4 separate regions of the Mus musculus genome follow, and all the other regions are linked to region 4. The links are chromatin loops, found by intact Hi-C in ENCODE. Cell type or tissue: left cerebral cortex. All regions are shown on one strand. Region 1 holds the start of Insyn1 (inhibitory synaptic factor 1). Region 2 holds the start of Gm51678 (a long non-coding RNA gene). Region 3 overlaps Insyn1 (inhibitory synaptic factor 1). Region 4 has its middle 17 kb from the start of Loxl1.

The links. Hi-C counts contacts between places; a loop is a spot of excess contacts. Peaks named below come from ENCODE experiments on the same cell type or tissue, not always from the same donor. Only the 100,000 strongest peaks of a DNase experiment are listed, where the experiment ranks them.
Region 1: a loop joins it to region 4, with 4 times the contacts of the local background. A loop is called at or near these places in 7 of 42 quality-filtered maps.
Region 2: it touches region 4 in a loop (5-fold over the local background); 16 of 42 quality-filtered maps call a loop at or near these places.
Region 3: it touches region 4 in a loop (5-fold over the local background); 7 of 42 quality-filtered maps call a loop at or near these places.

The regions. Positions count from the first base shown.
Region 1 is chr9:58,486,594-58,489,093 of GRCm38, forward strand. It overlaps Insyn1 (inhibitory synaptic factor 1), which reads left to right and starts at 2,010. Exons shown (of 3, transcript NM_176921.4): 1 at 2,010-2,500. In left cerebral cortex, a CTCF peak has its summit at 1,319; DNase peaks (open chromatin) are centred at 1,430 and 1,953; H3K4me3 peaks cover 1,457 bases; H3K27ac peaks cover 1,239 bases.
Region 2 is chr9:58,525,459-58,527,958 of GRCm38, forward strand. Cd276 (CD276 antigen) reads right to left here. Exons shown (of 8, transcript NM_133983.4): 7 at 2,061-2,096; 8 at 1-903. The coding sequence ends at 881. It overlaps Gm51678 (a long non-coding RNA gene), which reads left to right and starts at 900. Exons shown (of 2, transcript XR_003948170.1): 1 at 900-2,500. In left cerebral cortex, no CTCF peak of the experiment used is centred here; no DNase peak of the experiment used is centred here.
Region 3 is chr9:58,495,416-58,497,915 of GRCm38, forward strand. The region is part of intron 2 of Insyn1 (inhibitory synaptic factor 1); the gene reads left to right. Among named protein-coding and RNA genes, the nearest start is that of Insyn1, 8.1 kb to the left of the region's middle. In left cerebral cortex, a CTCF peak has its summit at 1,226 (motif pointing right); DNase peaks (open chromatin) are centred at 789 and 1,283; H3K27ac peaks cover 224 bases.
Region 4 is chr9:58,329,183-58,331,682 of GRCm38, forward strand. No RefSeq gene overlaps it. Among named protein-coding and RNA genes, the nearest start is that of Loxl1, 17 kb to the left of the region's middle. In left cerebral cortex, a CTCF peak has its summit at 1,270 (motif pointing right); DNase peaks (open chromatin) are centred at 1,287 and 1,682.

The sequences.
Region 1 (2,500 bases), 160 kb after region 4:
ACACAACCATTTACTCAGCCCAACAAGCTATAAACCAGAAGCTCAAGTGTGCCTCCCCCTAGTTCTCAAAGTTCAGAGTCTCTCAGGAAGTCACCAAGTGATGTCACCAAGAGCACCCCTTCCTCCACATCCCTGTTGCTGGCCTCCCTCAGCTCAGTTAGGACTTCCTAATGGAGCACCTGGCTTGTGGCCTCCTCAAACCCACCATTGACTTTTGGGAGTTTAGTGGGGTCCCTTAGGAGGGCAGATAGGACCTGACTTCCTCCTCCTGCCCCCCAAATCTGCACAGGCCCCTTCTGCCAAAGGATAAATTCCAAGTGCTTTTTTTTTTTTTTTTTTTTTTTTGGTTTGGTTTGGTTTGTTTTCCAAAACAGGGTTTCTCTGTGTAACAGCCCTGACTCTGGCAGACCAGGCTGGTCTCGAGCTCACAGAGATCCACTTGTCTGCCTCCCAAGTGCTGCGATTAAAGGTGTACTCCACCACCACCAGGTCTAAATTCCAAGCTTCTGTCCACAGCCTCCTGTTTCCTGATCTGGTTTTTCTCTGTTCCACTTCATACAGTCTTCCCAGTGGCACCAACAGGGCCACTTAGACTGAAACTTGCCCTCCCCCACATTTGCTCCTGAGTGGTTCCTTCCCCCTATCTTCCTTCCCTCTAGGAAGCAGATTCCTCCCTTCCCCAGGGCAAGGTCACCGGTCACCGGGACTCCCACTGAATCTTCTGTTAAGATTCAGCTCAAGGGTTGAATTCCTGGGAAGAACTTGGGGGAGTGGGGGTGGCCTGTGCTTCCTCCTAGTTACCCCATACCTGCCAAGTTAGCAACGCTCCTAGAACTACATGCACCACCCTTCAGTTTACTCAAGAATGTCCTCATGGGGAAATTTCCTCGATATTTCCTCCTCAACAGGGCCTGAAAGAAAAGGAAGGAAGGAAGGAAGGAAGGAAGGAAGGAAGGAAGGAGGGAGGGAGGGAGGGAGGGAGGGAGGGAGAGAGAGAGAGAGAGAGAGAGAGAGAGAGAGAGAGAGAGAGAGAACAAAAATATGTTGAAAACTTAGGTGAAGAACTAGGGGAACAGAACCTTCAGAAACAGCCCAGCACCCACTCTGCCCTCCCTCTCGGCCAGAGCGTGGCACACAATAGGTGTTCAGTAAAGGTTGGCTGGATTCTATTTACTGAACTGACACAAGATTTGGGACAGTTTGAGGTATGATGGCAGAGGAGGGTAACAGCCAGAAGGGGAACCCCGGGACGCACCACCGTGAGGGGAGGAGGGTCAAGGGATTGTGTAAAAAGGAGGTGAAGGAACTTGGAGTCAAGTCTGGGCCTCTGTGCGCCCAGGGCAGCGGGCAGTGGCCGGGCTAGTTCTCCTCCAGGTCCGCTGGCGCCCAGTCCAACCCGCTCCCTAGGGTGGTGAGACCCCCCGGCTCGCGCGCTCGGTTCTGGGCGCTGGGAGGCGTGTGTGTCGCTTTAAAAGCTCCCTCCCGGCGCGCGGGGCCGGCCCCTTCACTGCCAGCGCCGAGGCGAGCGGAGCCGCGCGAGCCCGGCGGCCTTTGAGGGAGCCTGCGCCCGGCCGGGCGGCCAGTCCGGCGGGGCGCGGCGGCGCTCGGGGTAAGCGGGCCAGGCCCGCGGAGCCGGGTGGGCAGGGCAGGGCAGGGCAGGGCGAGGGCGAAGCAGCCGGGGAGAAAGGCCCGAGCAGCCCCGGTGCCTCGTTTGCCCCATCGGCAGCTACCCGGCGCCCCGGGCCGCGAGGCGCGGAGCCGTGAGCGAGCGCGCTGGAGGCGGTGGAGCCGAGCGGAGGCTGCGCGCCCGGTGTGCCTGGCCGGGCCCGGCGCGCCTCCTCCATCGCCTCCCTGGCGTCTCGCTCGCCCCCTTCTGCTTTCCTTTGCTTCCTCGGCTGAGCCCCGCCGTGCTGAGGCCCCCCCGACCTCGTGCACTCATCTCCGCTGTGCTCGACACCGGGTCCCCCTGGCCACGGCTGCTTCCCCTCCCCCGAGACGCGAAGGAATCCGGACTTTCCCCACCGTTGATGGAGCCGACTGCCGGGCTGGACTGAGCGGTTTCTGCGGCCGCTCCAGACGTCGCCCGGGCCGGAGCACGGACATTCTGGGTCCCGGCTGAGTACACCCCGGACACCTAGCAGTGCCAGCTCGGGAAGGGCAGAGCAAGGCAAAGGCAGGACAGACCCCGGAGGGGCTCAGACCTGCCCATCTAGAATGGACAGAGAGAATCGCGAACCCTGTGGAGCCCGGGGAATGCCGGGCGTGGGCTGAGGGGATCCCGGCGCCCTCCCCAGCCCTCCGACTTTGGCTTAGTCGCCTGGACCGGACCGGTGTCACCTCGGCTCGGGTCACCTGTGGCCTCGGGGCCTCCGAGCTCGCCGGACCCTCGCGACCGGGAGCCTGGCGAGCGTGGTGAGGAGATTTTTGGGGATTTTTTTTTTTTGCCCCCTTCCCCGGAGCGCGGAGGCCCCGCCCCCTCCCACCGCCCAGATGTCTCCGG
Region 2 (2,500 bases), 200 kb after region 4:
TATCAGATGTTAATTTACAAAGAAGAAAAAGGTAACAAAGATTCCCAACATGGGGAAGCACAGGGCTGAAGGCTGAGCCCCTGAGGGGCCCTGAGAACCAGGGAGACAAGAACTTGCTTCCTATGGAAGAACAGGCACAGCCCAGGGCAGCCAGGAGACCATGCAAGGCAAGTATGTGCGTGATCCAGCACGCACAGCTGCAGGTAGGTATCTGTGACCTGGGGGGGGCGGGGGCGGGAGAGTGCCCCATCTCACTTAGTCAGGGAGCGAGACAACAAAAGCCAGGGCCAGATCAGATCAGGGCAGGGAGGTCAGGATGAAGCCTTGCTGAGCGATGGGATCCCACCCTCAGAACTGAGGTTGAGGGCTGGTAACTAGGATACATCAGGGCCATGGGAGCAAGAACTAAGAGGTCACTGTGCAGCTGTCTTCAGGGAAATAAAGCAGGGTTTCATCTGCACAGGATGCCCCTTGGAGAATAATAGCAGTTACACAGTCTGCATGGCTTTGGAGGAGCAAGGGTGTGGGGGTGGTGCGTGTGTGTCCATTAGACGTAAGGCAGAAGGAAGAAGGTTCACGCCGTATCACAAGGCCACCAGACGACTCTGGAGGAACACCGAGGAGGGACATCTTTGTGTCGTGTCCGTGGGAAATAAGGCCGCAGGATGGTTCGTGTATCGTGTCACTGGAGAAATGAGGCTGCAGGATGATGGGAATTAAGTCCATTGGAAAAGTAAGGCTGTGGGTGGTCTATGGACCACGTCCTTTGACGAACGGGTAGATCTGTGGGACAAACCCATTCGTTGGGGGAAGGGCTCGCATTGAAGCTCAACACTGCCAGAGGGTGGGCCCCCCACCTGGGAAGGGCAGCAGCTCCCAATCAAGCAATTTCTTGTCCGTCATCTGCATTTCATGGTGGGATAAAAGGAAAAGGGGGAGAAATGCATTAGAAGCTAGAAGTTCTGCTCCTGGTGGTACATCAGAAGTCACATGCCCAACTGGGAGTGTGCACCGTGACCACTATCCTGGAGGCTGTTAGGTGTGTGCAGGATAGGTAGCGCTAAGGAGTGTGTCTCCTTACACTGCTACATTGTATGTACACAGGAGCCAGTATGGCCTGCTTGGTCCATCTGACTCACCCTTCAAGGCCTGGCCCAATTCCCTCCTCTGGCCCGGCGCTCCTTTCCATTGTAATGACCTGAAGAATCACCCTGCAGGAAGCCCTTTCCCCCTGACTGCCTCCCTGGTGAGGAACATCCAAATCTGACACCCCGGGCCCTGTTCTTCTCCCTTCCTTTGGGATCTGTCTATCCTCAAGAAAGGAGCTGTCATAGCCTGCTTCTGCAGTCATCCGTCTCCGACACAGTCTAAGGCCAAGATGCTTCCCTGGGGAACAGGAAAGCCCTTGCTTCACCTATGGGGCTATGCTGTGTAGCAACCCTCTTCAGACACCCAGCTGACATTTCTCAGCAGCAGGGCTCCATTCTTCTGTGCTCACTGCCTCCCAACAGCAGCGAGGGGACGATCACTTCCTGTGTTTTCTAATAAACCTGCCCACCCACGTGAGGAACAAGGACCGCTGTACTGATTAGCCCCCTCCTATGCACCAGAAACGTGACTGCCCAGATGAAAACTACATTTCTAGCCTCACCTGGAAAAACAGGTCACATGACTAGGTTCTGCCCAATGGGATGTATCTAAAGTGACAGGAGCTATTCTTGGCCAAGCCCTAGAAAGATGTTCCCTGCCCTCCTTCTCATCCCTTGCCTCTGGAGGGGGACATGGCAGCCACAGCAACCCCTTAGACCCAGGCTGAGAGCTTCATATTGCAGGGAACAGAATCCAGGCCCTAGGCTACCCGCAGCTTTAAGACTATCAGCCAGGAGAGGTAGAAATGCCCAGTGTGGGGAAGCCTGTGTAGGGCATTTGGGTGAGCGGATGCTGCTCTTCTGGAGCGGGAGCACAGGTCAGCAGCAGAAGGGTGACCATGGCTGCCCCACTACCCTGCTTCCTACACAGACACACAAACACACATACACATTCAGGCAATATATCTTTACCTTCTTTGTTTTCAGAGGGTTTCAGAGGCCGTAGAGCTGAAAAAACAAAAACAAAAACAGAGCTTGTGATAAGAGAAGAATCCTAGGGAGGCAGGTGAAGGGAGAAGTAAGGTGGGGATGCAGAAGGGACGGGCAGAGCTTGGCACCAGGCACCATCGAAGTACCAGGGGAGGAGCCCCAGAGCCATGCCAAGCCTTAGTTCCCAAGTCCCACCTTCACCCACTCTGAATAAGTCCCACATGTCTCTCCTCCCTGAACCTCAGGCTCCCTTCCTATAGAATGGGGACAAGGACCCACATCCAACTGGCTGGAGATGTGGCAGCACTCAGTGCCCAGGCTATAAATGTGGTGAGATGAGGATCAGGGAGGCTGGCATGGTTACAGATGCCTCCTGAGGCCTAGGGTCACGTGGCTGACTGACTCCCTAGCCCATTCTTCTC
Region 3 (2,500 bases), 170 kb after region 4:
TGATGTGGTCCTGATGCTGATCAGGAAAGCTCTAATGCAGAGCATGAACCAAGCACAAACAGGAAATTATTGGGGGGGGGGATTAAATAGGCAAGGCTGAGATCAAGACAGAGGTGAGAGGCACCCCTGGAACAGGGGCTGGGTTCTGTCTCGGCCCTCAGTTCTCCTGTCCCTCCACAGTGCTCCCTCTTGGCCCCTCTGGAACAGTTTAATCTTGTTAGTAAGATGCCAGACCCAGGACTCCCCTTCTGGCTTTACCTCAGCTCTTTCCACGCACTAGGCCTCAGTTTCCCTGTCAGCAAGCACAATAGCGCAGTTAACTCATCAGTGTCTCTCTTGTGCCCCAGCTTTGAGATTTTTCTGGTTCTTTCTCCCCCTCTTTCCTTCTGTGTATATAATTATTTCTCTGTACTCCAAGACAATCCCAAATTACATGTAGGCAAAATGATTATTAAATCTCAGAGAGAAATCACAGATTTCAAGACAGCCAGATCAGAGAGTCAGGTAGCACGGGCCTATTCCACACTTGCTCTCCATGTTGACCTGTGAAACGGTGTGCCAGGAAAGGATTAGCAGGTTTATGAGCTGATCTTGGCCTCCTCAGAAGATGGGTTCTGCGGGTACATGGCTTCCCTTTCTCACCCTCACTTCTGTCCATTAAGTAGTTGGGAAGCCAGATCTGCCTGTGAGCCTCGCAGCCATGGGCCTCAGGGACCTCTTGTAGTCATGTTCTGAATGGGCACACCCACGCTTCAGGCAAAATGGGCAGTACTGGCACATGGGCTATGGAAGACGCACTACCGTATCCTGGCATTCTGAACAGGCTCTGAAACATGCCCGTCATTGTGGCATCTCTTAGGTGAAACCCTGATTTCCGTCTGCTCCTGGTCCTGGCTGTGTGCTCATGTTCACTGGTGCATGGTGGATGCCTGTGTTTTACACTCTTCTGCATACTTTCCCAGGGGCATTAGCTTAAGTCCTCACAGCAGCTCTCAGGCAGGCAGAAGGAAGTTGAGACTTGATTAAGGTTGCTCATAAGTAGTGAAGTCAGGGCTGGAGTCCAGCTCTGGCTTCAGAGCCCAGGTACTAAAGGTTTTGGCTGCCCTAACACTGTCATTTCAAATATGTTTATATCTCTTCCGTGTTCATCTCCCTGAGCAAGGAGAGGGGTGTCAAAGCTAGAGAATACAATTTGAAAGTGGATTATCATCTTCCTTCAATTCCACCGCCAAGAGGGGGCAGACATGAGACCTAAAAACCGCCTCCCTGCTCACTCTCCCTCCAAACCCTGATGCAGAACCAAAAGAGGATGCTAATGCAGAAGGGAAGGGACCCAATGGAAAGGCTGCTAGAACAGGTGCCCAGCCAGGGCTTCCTCAGTGAAAGAAGTATGTCTGGGTTCCTGGGCTTCTAGGCTTCTGCTGGATATACCTGGGACACCCCTGCTATCCCTCAGGCCTGGGTCCTGATAGTGCTCATTCCTGCTGAGTCTGTGGGATTTCAGCCAAGCCATTCAACTCCAGCTTCCTCCTGGCACCCTCAGCCTTGGGCTGAAGCAGCTGCTGACAGCTCTCACTAATCAGAGTCCCATCTGAGCATGCGGCTGTCTGAATGGCAGAGCCACTCCTCAGACTGCCCCAGCACCCAGCCACCAGGCCAAAGAGACAGCACCTGGGAGCTTTATGATCTCAAGGCTGTAGAGCTAATGATTTGATCTGAGGTAGGAAATGACATCACTTTGATCTTGGGGCTCCTCCAAGACCTCCCTGTAAAGCTCTGCTGACATTGGTTAGACACTCAGTGGTAAATGACATTGAGTTCCAGCCAGCTTAGGTGACTTGCCCAAAGTCACCAGGGGGTCCTGATTCCTCCAGTTTGTAGCAGGCCTAAATATCTTCTCATACTGTGTCTTACAGATTCCTAGAGTCTTCCTTAAAGATTGAAAAACAGACCTGAAGAGGGGTAGGGACAGTCAGGTCACTTGTATCTAGAGCCCATCTCCCACTGGCCCAGGTGCTGCAGGTAGTGTCTTTGTTTTGTGCTTTATGCTGGGCCACTTCCCACCCACCCCTCACCAGGCCTGGAGCAGCATCTCGTGGTAGCAGTTCCCAGGAATGAGTTATGGGTTAGGACTTAACTTAGTTAACTTACTAACTGACCTCCCTGAACCCAGGCAGATAACGCCGCGAGATGCTAGAAGCTAGATGCAGTTCCTGATGGCTTACCACATGGCTTTGTCCCTGAGTCTCTGTGGCTCTGACACTTGTTCCCTCCACTGGTTTTCATTGTTTTATGTTTGAGTTCTGGCCTGGATCTCCTCCCTCCATCCTCATGCTCCTTACTCCCCCCTAGGCCTTTGCCTAATCTGTCTCCCTCTCTCACTGCAGACAACAGCAAAGGTGACTGTGTATCTGCAGGAGGGGCTGCCTGCTCAGAGACCAAGGGCTTCCCTTTGGGTGGGTGGGAGGTGGGCAGGCAGAGTAGGGTACAGTGGCCTCCA
Region 4 (2,500 bases):
CCTTCTTTCTCTCTCTCTCTCTCTCTCTCTCTTTCTCTGCCTTCACATCACAGCTCTCAGGTATCGCTCCAGCATGCCTGCTGTCACGTTCCCTGCCATGATGATAATGAACTGAACCTCTGAAAGTGTAAGGCAGCCCCAATTAAACATTTTCCTCTAAAAGAGTTGCCATTGTCATGGTGTCTCTTCATAGCAATAGAACAGTGACTAAGGCAGTGCCTGTGACACTGGTAGGAAATCAACAGGAGACTTGGGGGTTGAAAGGGGACTGTCACAGTAGTTTAAGGTGACAGCAGAGTTGGGGGGTGCAGCCACAATGTCAGATGTCATCAGGACCCCCATCACTCAGCAAGAAAGACCAGGAAAACTGAGCACATCCTGTCAGCTTCTGGATTTTGTTTCTTGCTGCCTTTCTTTACTCATCCACAGACAGACCACTGGCCGTTTCCAAGTAACTTCTAAGTCCTGCCAAGGAAAAGAAGTGCCTCTTCATGATCACCTTCTGGTCAAGCCTGGGCTAGGTGCACAGGTGCAGGTGAGCAGCACAGCTCAGGCAGCAGCCTCAACTGAGAGCAAGAGGGAAGCCCCACAGAGAAGCCAGGTTAGCTAGTCACGACTGGTGCTCCCAGCAGAACTCTATCAGTGACACTTTGGTCTTCTGCAGAGATGTGACACTGTCCACCCTACCTGTCACTCACCTCCCAGGGTGTCACGGCACCTGCACGGCCTGGGACAAAGCTCTACCCTTCTTCTTGTGTGAAGCCCATGGCCAAGACCATGACCTTAATCATATCCTCACTTCCGGTAGAACAGCTGTGTGACTGTTATTTTACACTCATGGCAACTACATGTTTCCTGATCATTGCAGATGAAGCCACAGTTAGGAAGCCAATGGTGGGCAGTGAGGGCGCCATCCCTCTGTCTGTCCAGCTCCTTGCTCACGCTTCATCAGGACTGACAGTCTGGCCAGGCGTTGGCTTTTCTGGAAGAAGTAAAAAGGTGCCCCGCTCAGGGCACAACTCCGTTTGGGGATTTGCAGCCAGAGATGCTTCCAGAAGTGCATGCCACACTGCCCAGTATGCCACCCAGAAGTCTCAGGAGTCGAGAGCTGTAAGTGGATCTTAATCCTGGCAACTTTAGCAGCAGAACGTTGCCAGGTTCTCGTCTCTTCTCTCTTCACAACTTACCTCCTTTCTGCTTTCATTTCCTACCCTAGTTGCAGTCTTAGTTCTTTCTCCCCAAGGCTGATGCAGGCTGCAGGCAACACTGTCGTCAGCAGAGGACGCCAAAGCCTTTTTACACACCAGAGCCCAAGCCTGGCTCAGGGCTGAAGAGTAGGAGCCAGGCAAAGGCTCTGTGTTTCAGGCAGCCACACTAGGGCTCTCTGTGTGCTGCATGAGGGTCTGCCTCCATGCTTTTAGGCTTCTGTCATCCAGTGGGGGTGGTACACTTGCACACAAAGCCAGCCAATGTGCATGTATTCATGCACATGTGCGTGGTTTCCTTTGTCCTTTTGCACTTGTTTGTGTCTCTGTAAGTCCACCTAGATTGTCAGTGGCCTCATTTGTATCCATCCTGGCATGCTCAGGTATGATGAGTCCGTGTGCTGTTTTGTGTGTCTGGATGTACCTGGGCCTCTGAATCTGTGAATATCTGGGAATGCTTGTATGTGAGTTGGCATGGTGGGTGTTTGTATGTTGCATGTTCCAACTACCTATCTCTGATGCTTGGCTTCATATGTGTGTGGGTGGTAGGGAGAGAGTAGCAGTGAGGGGGTGGTAATCTGGTTCCCCAGGAAGCACATATGACAGCTACATAGTGTCAAAGAGGAAAGTCAGGGACAGATAGTATGTGTAGACCTGATCGCCAATCTCACTGAGGCCACCTTAGCCAGCCTAATTCTAGATTCTAAGCAATTGTGGGGCAGGCAAGAATGGCTTTCCATAAAGGCAAGGGAACAAACAACTGCTCATCCCTGCCCAAGGCTCGGCTAGAAGCTCTGTATCTATTATCGTGATCGACCATCCTAACAACCTTATGAACCCCACCATGCAGATGAAGACAATAAAACTCAGGGAAACCTGAGAGCTTGCCTAAGGTTGACCAGCTAGGACATAGAAAAGCCAAAACTCAAACTCTAGTCTCTGGTTCCAAAGTCCATGCGGGTTTCCCACTCTGGAAAGCTGCCCTTTCAAGATGTGCTTTCTCCACCCCAGCAAAGATGGCCTGAGTTCAGCTCAGAGCATTCCAGAAGCAGCAGCTGCTTGTGGCTAGAATGACTGAACTGAGAAATTAATGTTGATGGACAGTTCCTCGGAGTGAAAGAATAAGGGACTATATTTAGCTGTTTGCTGCGGGCTAGTTAGCTGGTAGGGAGAGAGGGGAACAGAGAGAGAGAGAGAGAGAGGGAGAGAGAGAGAGAGAAAGAGAGACAAGAGAGAGAGACAGAGACAGAGACAGAGAGAGATAAAAAGGAGGAGATAGATAGATAGATAGATAG